Linked DNA regions of Homo sapiens: region 2 is linked to region 1. A link is an interaction called in ENCODE POLR2A ChIA-PET data of the cell type or tissue named here. Cell type or tissue: OCI-LY7. All regions are shown on one strand.

Region 1 (5,000 bases):
TAGATAATCTTACAATGTCTTTCTGGGGCTTTCAATGCAGTCTGAGTCAGGCATGGTATTGTGGGCCTGTAGTCCCACCTACTTGGGAGGTTGCAGCAGGAGGGTCACTTGAGTCCAGGAGTTTGAGGCTGCAATGAGCTATGATCATGCAGACTATGATCACTCTAGTCTGGTCAACAGAGCCAGACCCTGTCACAAAAAAAAAAAAACATCTATATGCCAGTGATTCTCACAGATTACGATATAATTCTCTCTGACCTAGGTTTCTTATCCCCTATACATGCATATTTAGTTGCCTTTTTGAGGTCTGCCCATTAGATTTTGCACAGATACCTCAAACCAAAGAGGAACTCTAAATCTTCTGCACATCATCTCTTTCACACTCTTGTCCTCCATCTCATCAAATGACACCACCATCTTCTAAAAATTAGAAGCAAGAAACTCAGGTGGCATACTTGGCATCCCTGTTCCTCCCCAACCCATCTGATTAATTATCTAGCCATGTTTATTTCTCCATCCATTAACAGATGGACAAAATGGTATGTATGTACAGAATATTATTCAGCCATGAAGAGGAATGGAATGTTGTTATATGTTACAACAGGTGGGTCTTAAAAACATTATGCTTAGTGAAATAAACCAGGCATGGATGGCAAATACTGTATGATTCAACTGGTATGAGGTACCTGAAATAGGCAAATTCATAGAGACAGAAAGTAGAATTGAGGTTAGCAGGTGCTGAGGGGAAGTGAAAGTTCTTGCATAATGGGTATAGAGTTTTTTGCGGGAATGAAGAAAATATTTTGGGTATAGATAGTGGTGATGGTTACACATTCTGAATGTATTAAATGGCACTGAACTGTACACTTACATATGGTTAAAATGAGAAGTATTATGGTAATGTATATTTTACCACAATTTTTTTTTTTTTTACGAAAACCGTGGAAATATAGAGGTTGGATTTGGCCAACTGGCTGTACTAGTTGATTCCTGATATAGGTCATAAAGTCTTGTCAGCGTCTACTTTAGGCTTCTTTCATATATTTTTTTGGTTTCTGATTCTGAATTATTTTAGTGACCATCCTGAGGGTTCTTGATATTCTTCAGTGTTGGTAGTGTATGCCACTTGCACTTGATATGTCGCTAAGTTCTCTTTAGACAGAGCTAGTTGTCTCCCTACCTGTGGATATACCTCTTCAGTCTCCTTTGCAAAGTATTCCTCAGTCTTTCAATATTAGAATTGCTCAGATTTGGGTTCTGAGCCCCACTCAAGAAGTATTTCCTCATTTGACTTCCCTCACTAGACTGTAAGTTCCTTGAGAGCAGATACTTTGTTTCTAGCTTTTATTCCCAGTGCCCAGAACAATGCCAGGCACATAGGAGGCCCTCAATATGTGTAGAACTAATGATAATAATCATTTAGCCTGTGATTCCTTTATGCCATGAGTTCAGTCTTCTGTCTCAGCACACTTGAGACATGCCCTCTGGGGTAGACTGCATGTTTGTGTCTCTCCCAGATTCATGTGTTGAAATCTTAACCCCCAATGTGATGGTATTAGAGGGTAGGTCCTTTGGAAGGTAATTTAGGTCTGAGGGTAGAACCCTAATGCATGGGATTAGTGCCCTATAAAAGAGACTCCAGAGTGCTAGCCCTCTGGTTCTCTCTATGCTATGTGACAAGACAGTGTGAAGATGGCTATCTGCAAACCAGGGAGTAGGTCCTCACCAAGAACACCACCATGCTGGCACCTTGATCTTGGACTTCTAGCTTCCGAACTGTGGGAAATAAATGTTGCCTTAAGCCACCTAATCTATATTTTTGTTGTAGCAGCCCAAATGGATTAAGACACTTTCATCAGTAGCTTATTCAGAGTAGCACTGATTCTCAACATTGCTATCATTCTGTATCAGAAATATAAAACATGGCCCACACCTGTAATCCCAGCACTTTGGTAGGCCAAGGCGGATTGCTTCAGCCCAGGAGTTCGAAACCAGCCTAGGTAACATAGTGAGACCACATCTCTACAAAAAATAAAATTAGCTGGGCATGGTGGTGCCCGTCTGTGGTCCCAGCTACATGGGAGGCTGAGGTGGGAGGATTGCTTGAACCTTGGAGGTCAAGGCTGCAGTGAGCCATGATTGCTCCACTGCACTCCAGCCTGGACAATAGAGGGAGACTGTGTCAAAAAAAAAAGAAAAGAAAGAAATATAAAACATGAGGACAAATAGCTCCCTTGGCCACCAAAGTATTTCTGTACCCCGTGAAAGTTTTGATGTAGAAGTAGATGTGCCAGGCTAGAGGGATGGGCACGTGCAGGGGGTGTCAGTAGGAGCAGGCAGCCCTGGGAACAGGAATGAAATTAAAGAATTTGAGTCCTGGGTTTGTGTCTTAGGGTCAGTAACCATATTTCCTGTCTCTTTTTCGGAATACATCCAGCTATTTTTTTCCTAGGCCCCACCTAGGAATAGATAGTCTTCATCTGTGAATGGATAACCTTGGGTATATTATCACTAGTGTTCTTTCTGAACAAGAGGCAGCAGAGCTTAACAGTTAAGCATATAAATCTTAGGGGTAGACTTCATGAGTTTTTTGTATTTTTAGTAGAGACGGGGTTTCACCGTGGTCTCGATCATCCTGACCTCGTGATCCGCCCGCCTCGGCTTCCCAAAGTGCTGGGATTACAGGCGTGAGCCACCACGCCCGGCCCTCATGAGTTTACATCAGCCACTTCCTAGCCAGTTAACCCTGAGCAGGTTACTTAACCTCTCTGTGCCTGCGCATTCTCCTCAGTAAAATGAAAAAAATCTGTGATTCCTTGTAATGATGTATAATTATATTTCCTAGAATGAAGAGTGGTGGAATTAGAGTCATGTAAAGTTTACAATTGTATTCAGTGCTTTTCATTGCTGAGAGTGATTGAACTTGATAATGACCACTTGAATCAAATGGAACCTACGTTCTATCTTGATCTTCCTCTCATACTCCAGCTTTGCTCTGAGGTCAGAAAGCTGTGTGCTAAGCAGTTATATGTAGTTTTTGGTGGTTGTAGATTTCGTTTTGGTTTGGTTGTTGGTCTTGATTTTTAACACTGGTGGAAAGGTAATTCAAGGTAAAAGTTGAAGCCAGTTTCACTTCTGAAATATTTTATTTTACTACTTTTGGTGAGACAGACAATTTGAGAAGCAAAAACTTGCAGTTAGCCTTGAAAATTTCGGAGTACCTATTTCTAATTTAGGCATCAAAGGTAGAAGAAGACTTGTTTTTGGCCTCTGGGCACTTCTGCTCTACCTTAAGAGGCAAGACCCGCCAGGCACTGTGGCTCCCAGCACTTTGGGAGGCCAAGGCGGGTGGATCACGAGGTCAAGAGATCGAGACCATCCTGGCCAACGTGGTGAAACCCTGTTTCTACTAAAAATACAAACGATTAGCTGGGCATGGTGGTGTGTGCCTGTAGTCCCAGCTAATCGGGAGGTGGAGGCAGGAGAATCACTTGAACCTGGGAGGCGGAGGTTGCAGTGAGCTGAGATTGTGCCACTGCACTCTAGCCTGGGTGACAGAGCGAGACTCCGTCTCAAAAAAAAAAAAGAGGCAAGACCAACAAAAATTCAAACTGGAATGATTGAGTCTGTCAGGGAATAATCTAGGAGCTCAAAGAAAAGGTAGGAATCAAGACTGAACTGATAAAATGAACATGCCCTCAAATTCTCTAGAATTTGAGCTAGACTTTGGAGGGGAGGCTGGGTTGAGAAGAGAGGTGGTAAGAGAGAGCAAAACTCACACTTACTGAAACCTCCTGCCATGCACTTGTGAATTTAACCCATGAGAAAAGCTGGTTAGAATATAGAAGGCATGTGCAAAGGAGAAATAGAAGGTAAGACCAGGTATGTTGTTAAAGTGGGACCAGACAGCATTGGACCCAGAATGCCAGATTGAAATAATTTACAGCAGCACTGAAGGGATTATACCATGGGTGAGAATATATCAGCTATATTTTCTGTGCCAGTTTATCCTTTGCAGTATCACTAGAGAAAATAATTGTGAAAATCAATTAAGAAACTACTACAGTCATTTAGGTTTGAGATAATAGGAAATAAGTTGATGGCAGTGGATCAAAGAGGGAAGACTGGTGTTTTTTGTTTGTTTGTTTGTTTGTTTTGAGACGGGGTCTTGCTCTGTTGCCCAGGGTGGAGTGCAATCTCGGCTCACTGCAACCTCCACTTCCCGGGTTTAAGCAATTCTCTTGCCGCAGCCTCCCGAGTAGCTGGGCTTACAGGCGCCCGCCACCACACCTGGCTAATTTTTGTATTTTTAGTAGAGTTGGGGTTTCATCATGTTGGCCAGGCTGGTCTTGAACTCCCAAAATGCTGGGATTACAGGCATGAGCCACTGTGGCCTGGCCGAGAGATCTTTTAAAGGGGATCAATAGGATTTGGTGTCTGAGATATGGGAAATGAATTATATGGGGTCTGAATATATGAATATATATATATATATATATATACACACACACACACATATATGTATTTTTTTTTTTTTTCTTTTTTGAGACAGAGTCTCGCTCTGTCACCCAGGCTGGAGTACAGTGGCACAATCTCTGCTCACTGCAAGCTCTGCCTCCCAGGTTCAAGCGATTCTCCTGCCTCAGCCTCCTGAGTAGCCAGGACTACAGGTGCCCGCCACCACGCCTGGCTAATTTTTTGTATTTTAGTAGAGACAGGGTATCATTGTATTAGCCAGGATGGTCTCGATCTCCTGACCTCGTGATCCACCTGCCTCGGCCTCCCAAAGTGCTGGGATTACAGGTGTGAGCCACCGTGCCTGGTCCTTTTTTTTTTTTTTTTTTTTTTTTTTTTTTTTTTTTTTTGGAGGCAGAGTCTTGCTCTAGACTGAAGTTGCAGTGACGCAGTGACGTGGTCACGGCTCACTACAGCCTCGACCTCCTGGGCTCAAGTGATTGTCTTGCCTCAGCTTCCCAAGTAGCTGGGACTACAGGCATGCA
Region 2 (5,000 bases), 1.6 Mb after region 1:
GGACGTGTATGTGAGTGTCGTGAGGTGGTATGCCAGGAGTGCTGTCCTGGCTGTCAACCTCGTGTATCCTCAACACCACTGATAATGCACTGCCCCGCCCATGGGTGGTGTTCGGGCTCCAGCCACAAAGCAGCTCCTTGAGGCACTATTTGGTGTTGTCCGTAGTGGTTTTAATTTGCATTTCTCTGGTGGTTATTAATGAGAGTGACGAGCCCTTCATACGTGGTTAGCCATTTGGATCTATTTTGTGAAGAACCTGATTAAGACTTTTTCCTATTCTTCTATTTGTACTCTGAAGTTTTCTTACTGAGTTATTGGACATGTTTATATATTCTGGATATGAGTCTATTGGTTATATGTATTCAAATAGTTCTATCCTGTGCCTTGCCTTTTCATCCTTGTGGATGTCTTGATGAAGGAAAATGTTTAATTTCAGTGTAGATATATGTATATAATTTGATCCAGTTGCTTCCTTTCTTTCTTTCTTCTTTTCTTTTCTTTCTTTTTTGTCCCTGTGTACCTAGTTGTCCCAACACAACGTGTTGAAAGGCCGACTTTTCCTCACTCCTCTGCAACCCTCTGCTGTCACAAGTCAGGTGTCGATTTATGCATGAGCCTGTGTGACAGCACAGAGCCTGGCTGTTTTCATTCATGAAGCTTTACAGGAAGTCTTGATTTCTGGAACAGCAAGTCCTCCAGCTTGGTTCTTCTCAGGGGTGTCTTGGTTAGTCTTAACCCCTTGCATTTCCACATACATTTTAGAATCCATGTATTCAGTTCCACAGAAGTGTGTGTTGGAATATGGATTGGGATAGCATTGAATCCGTAGGTCAGTTTCTTACTCGGGTAACTGTTATCCACAGGCTGCTAGAGCAAGCATCAAATCAATGGTTAGCTAGTAAAAGCTCCCCTCTGAGTCGGGGATGGGTGCAAGGGGCCGTTCTCACTGCTCCTCTCAGCGTTGCCCAGAGGTCCTGGTCAGCGCAGTAGATAAGAAAGAGAAGAACAATGTGGGGACTTGCAGATGAAAGGAAAACCAGAGGGATTTAGCAAGATAGCTACATGTAAAAGTGATACTCAAAAACCATTTTTTCTGTATTGCAACAGCAGTTAGAAAATTAAGTGTTTTTAAAGATACCATTGACGATCACATCAAAACATAGCAAATACCTAAGAATAAAATCTGAAAATTAATGTTTTGCACATTTTGAGAAGAAAATTAGAAGACTTTATTGGGAGACATTTAAAGAGAACTTGAGTAATTGGCGAAACAGTCCATGTTCATGAATTGGAAGACTCAATCCTGCCAAATTCTTAAGTTCTCCCCAGATCTGTATGGGAAATATAAAGGGCCATGAGCAGTGAAAACGTGAGGAGGGACCAGGTGCAGGAATCAACCAGACATTAAGTCTTCTAGGGCTCTAGAAACTCAGACTCCAGGTGGTGCAGGATGAGGCAGTGGCCAAGAAGAGAGAGAGCCCTGCCTGCACAGACACTGCTCTAGGACACAGGAGACACTAGAAGTCATGGAGAAATGGTCATTTCAAAAAGTGGCATGTGAATATTATCTTTAAAAACAAAATAGAACTGCTGAGCTTTTGTTTACTTGGTGGGGGAAACTCATCCTCTGCTAAGTTTCCTCATCTGGGACATAGAGGGGAGTGGAATTTAGTACATATTAATGATGAATCCCAAATTTGCCCCAAGTTGTTAGTTCAACTTTGTTCCTACTCGTTTTGTACTAAGAATAAATACATTTGAAAGACAAGATGGCACCGTCGCTAAATGTTGGCTCCTGCCTTTCCGAGAGCTTGAGCGCTTCTTTCTGTTTTGCGTGAGATCTCTTGTCTGTGGGCTCGCGACTTGCATAGACCTCCCCAGGACCCTGGGAGCACCTTGCATGGAAGAATACACTTGGGGCTGGCATGGTGGCTCACACCCGTCATCCCAACATTTTTGGGAGGCTGAGGCAGGAGGATCACTTGAGCCCAGGAGTTCAGGACCAGCCTTGGCCAACATAGTGAGATTGTGTCTCTATAAACAATTTAAAAACTAGCTGGGTGTGGGTGCATGCCTGTAGTCCCAGCTACTCAGAGGGCTGGGGCAGGAGGATGGCTTGAGCCTGGAAGGTCAAGGTTGCAGTGAGCCAGGATTATACCACTGTACTCCAGCCTGGGCAACATAGTGAGACCCTGTCTCTAGTTAAAAAAAATAAAAACGTGCATGGAAGCTGAGGGTGCTGCTTGACCTGATGACGCTGTGGTCTCTGTGTTTGAAACTTGGCTGCTTCAGCTGCTTAGTGAATATTACGTGAGTGACCAGGGAGTACTTCCCACCCTTGTGAGCCTGCACATTCTGGGGTATCTTTTGAGTTGTCACTGTCTAGGCTGGTAGTTTTTGCAGCTGTGTCTCCTTGCTCCATCGGGGTAATGCTTATTTGGAAGGCCCCAACATCTGTGCAGCAGAAAGTCCTGGTTCTGCTGTCTTTCTGCAGCTGCCATGCTGAAAGTTGGTCCTTTATGGTGTCTTGGAGCATTTCTTTTGACCACCAAGACTTTTCATGTAAATGTGGGCTTGGCTTCTTTTTTTCAATCAGTTTCCTATCCACAGTTTACATGATGCCTCTTGGTGCATAGTGACAATTTAGTAATTCAGCCTTACTTCCTCATATTCTATGATTTGGTGGCTAAGCATGTATGTCACAGCTCTCACTCCCTTCTGTAATTGAGGTACATGTTGCTAGCAACATCGGTGAAGTTGGCTGTGGTATTCGCCGTTTAGGACTCATTTACAAAAGCCTTCACTGCCCAGTAGTGGTCTCCAAACTCTTCTGTCCACGCTTGCCTGGCAGCAAAAACAACCTCCAGCACACACCTCCACTGCGTGTAAATTTGTCTGTTGAATATTAGTATGTTGTAATTTCTTGTTCTTTGTAGAAGAAAGTATAAATAGACACCCTGCTGTTTTCTTCCTACGTTCCAATCTTGAGTAACCCCCAGGCTCACCCTGCACTCTAGATATCACTGACCAGTGAAACGCATTCAATTTCTGTACCTCCCTGACTGTTGGGACCAGGAGCATGTATAAAGCTAGACAGGAATGCTCCCAGCCTACTTTAAAGGAGATCTTTGTTAAACATCTCTATTTATCACTGATTAATAACAGGCTTCCCTTTAGTAAATACGTTTTTTAAAGAATAGCACATTCTTTTTTTTTCTTTTTTTTCATTTTCTTTTTCTTTTTTTTTTTTTTTTTGAGACAGAGTCTTGCTCTGTCACCCAGGTGGGAATACAGTGGTGTGATCTCAGTTCACTGCAACCTCAGCCTCCCGGGTTCAAGCGATTCTCTTGCCTCAGCCTCCCAAGTAGCTGGGATTACAGGCACCTGCCACCACACCCAGCTAATTATTTTGTATTTTTTAGTAGAGATGGGGTTTCACCATGTTGGCTAGGCTAGTCTCGAACTCCTGACCTCAGATGATCCACCCATCTCGGCCTCCCAAAGCGCTGGGATTACAGACGTGAGCCACCGCGCCTGGCCAGAATAGCACATTCTTATCTCCACCTTCTTTCTGTCATTTTGGATGCCCTGGGTCTTTTCTCCTCTTCTCCTACGGGTTTTGCATGAGTATGTCCATGTATATTGCTCCGGGGTATGATTGAGGATTTATCTTGAAATATTTGGAAATTGTCTCAAATTCACAATAACATATTAATTAAATAATGGGAAAAGCTAAAATGATCTATACAAGTATGAGGCATTTGTAATAACACTTTACTGTTACAAATCAGAATACGTAAAGGTATGAAGCATATTCTTCCACCACCTCCACCCATTTTTGTTTCCCCGTGGTACAGTCCTGTCAACGCAGCAGAAAATAAGATTTTTAAAATATGTTGATGAAGAAGTTGTTAAATTAACTTGTATTCAAAAAAAAATGGAAATATTTGATAGGGCCCAAGGATGCAGTTTTTTACTTTTTTACCCAATTCATTGTTACAGGTTTTTTTTAAAACAGTAAAATTCTTTTAAAAAAAAAATAGTCAAATGAGATTTTTTAAATGAAGAAAAGAAATGAAAAAAAGAGCTCATGAGATTATAATCACAGGCATATCTGCTTATGGTCTATAAGCAAAAATTCTACAGAAACACCCTGTCTGGAAGCCTAGAAGAATTGAAATTCACTTGCCTTTTAGAACAGTTTGGATAGAAATTTTATTAAAAACCGTGTTACTCTGCTCTTCCTTCTTAATTGTAATAAATTTGCTTTTGTGTTTGAATGACAACTTAGTCTTTTATTCTGAGTATCAGTTACTGTGCAGTGTTTATAACGCGAATGATGCTTTTAGGGCATTTTGAGGCATGTAAGAGTGATTTAACTCCACTCTGAATGATCCCAACATCCTTTTGAGTTTCAGTTCCCTGAAAAGGGTACATTTGGCCCTCGTGTCCGTATCTGCCACTTCATAGCACCGTGGCCTTAGGCAAGCTGTGTTGGCTCTCGTACCTGTGTCCTCGCCTCTAGATCGGGGTAACGGCACTGGCTTGAACTGCTGTTAGGAGGATTTGGCGAGGACATGTTCTTAAAGGACTTAACTGGCTACTCCTTAGGAGCCAAGCTGTGCATAGCGTGGCTCTTAGGGAGAACGGTGGACTCTCAGTTCTCTGTAGTGCCAAGAATGTGAGAATGCCAAACAGCTCCAAATACACAGGCTGCGACAACACACACGAGCTCATTTAAGGTAATCCTGGCAAATTAGGGTACAAACAAAGGTGTAGAATTGATGAGAATTGAAGGCAAGCAAAGAGGTAATTCCAAAAATGAACGTTTTTCATTGAAAAAGACTGGATATCTGAATGTGAAGAGTCCTGAACGCTGTAATGACAGTTACTCGTTTCAAATAGTTGCACAGCCACTGAGTTCTCAGAGTATTTAGGAATAAAATTTTTGTTCTCATGGTGTTTTAGGATCCTACAGGCAGTACACCCCACTCCCATGG

Evidence for each region. ChIA-PET counts read pairs that join two places held together with the same protein. Peaks named below come from ENCODE experiments on the same cell type or tissue, not always from the same donor. Only the 100,000 strongest peaks of a DNase experiment are listed, where the experiment ranks them.
Region 2: POLR2A ChIA-PET joins it to region 1 with 5 read pairs; 1 of 35 experiments calls an interaction of 5 or more read pairs at or near these places.

Annotation. Positions count from the first base shown.
Region 1 is chr14:100,255,946-100,260,945 of GRCh38, forward strand. The region is part of intron 1 of YY1 (YY1 transcription factor); the gene reads left to right. Among named protein-coding and RNA genes, the nearest start is that of MIR6764, 19 kb to the right of the region's middle. In OCI-LY7, a CTCF peak has its summit at 2,210; a DNase peak (open chromatin) is centred at 736; H3K4me3 peaks cover 3,706 bases; H3K27ac peaks cover 4,011 bases.
Region 2 is chr14:101,849,232-101,854,231 of GRCh38, forward strand. All of the region lies in intron 3 of PPP2R5C (protein phosphatase 2 regulatory subunit B'gamma), which reads left to right. Among named protein-coding and RNA genes, the nearest start is that of PPP2R5C, 90 kb to the left of the region's middle. RefSeq lists an enhancer at 2,819-2,928. In OCI-LY7, a CTCF peak has its summit at 241; DNase peaks (open chromatin) are centred at 640, 1,436 and 2,642; H3K4me3 peaks cover 656 bases; H3K27ac peaks cover 538 bases.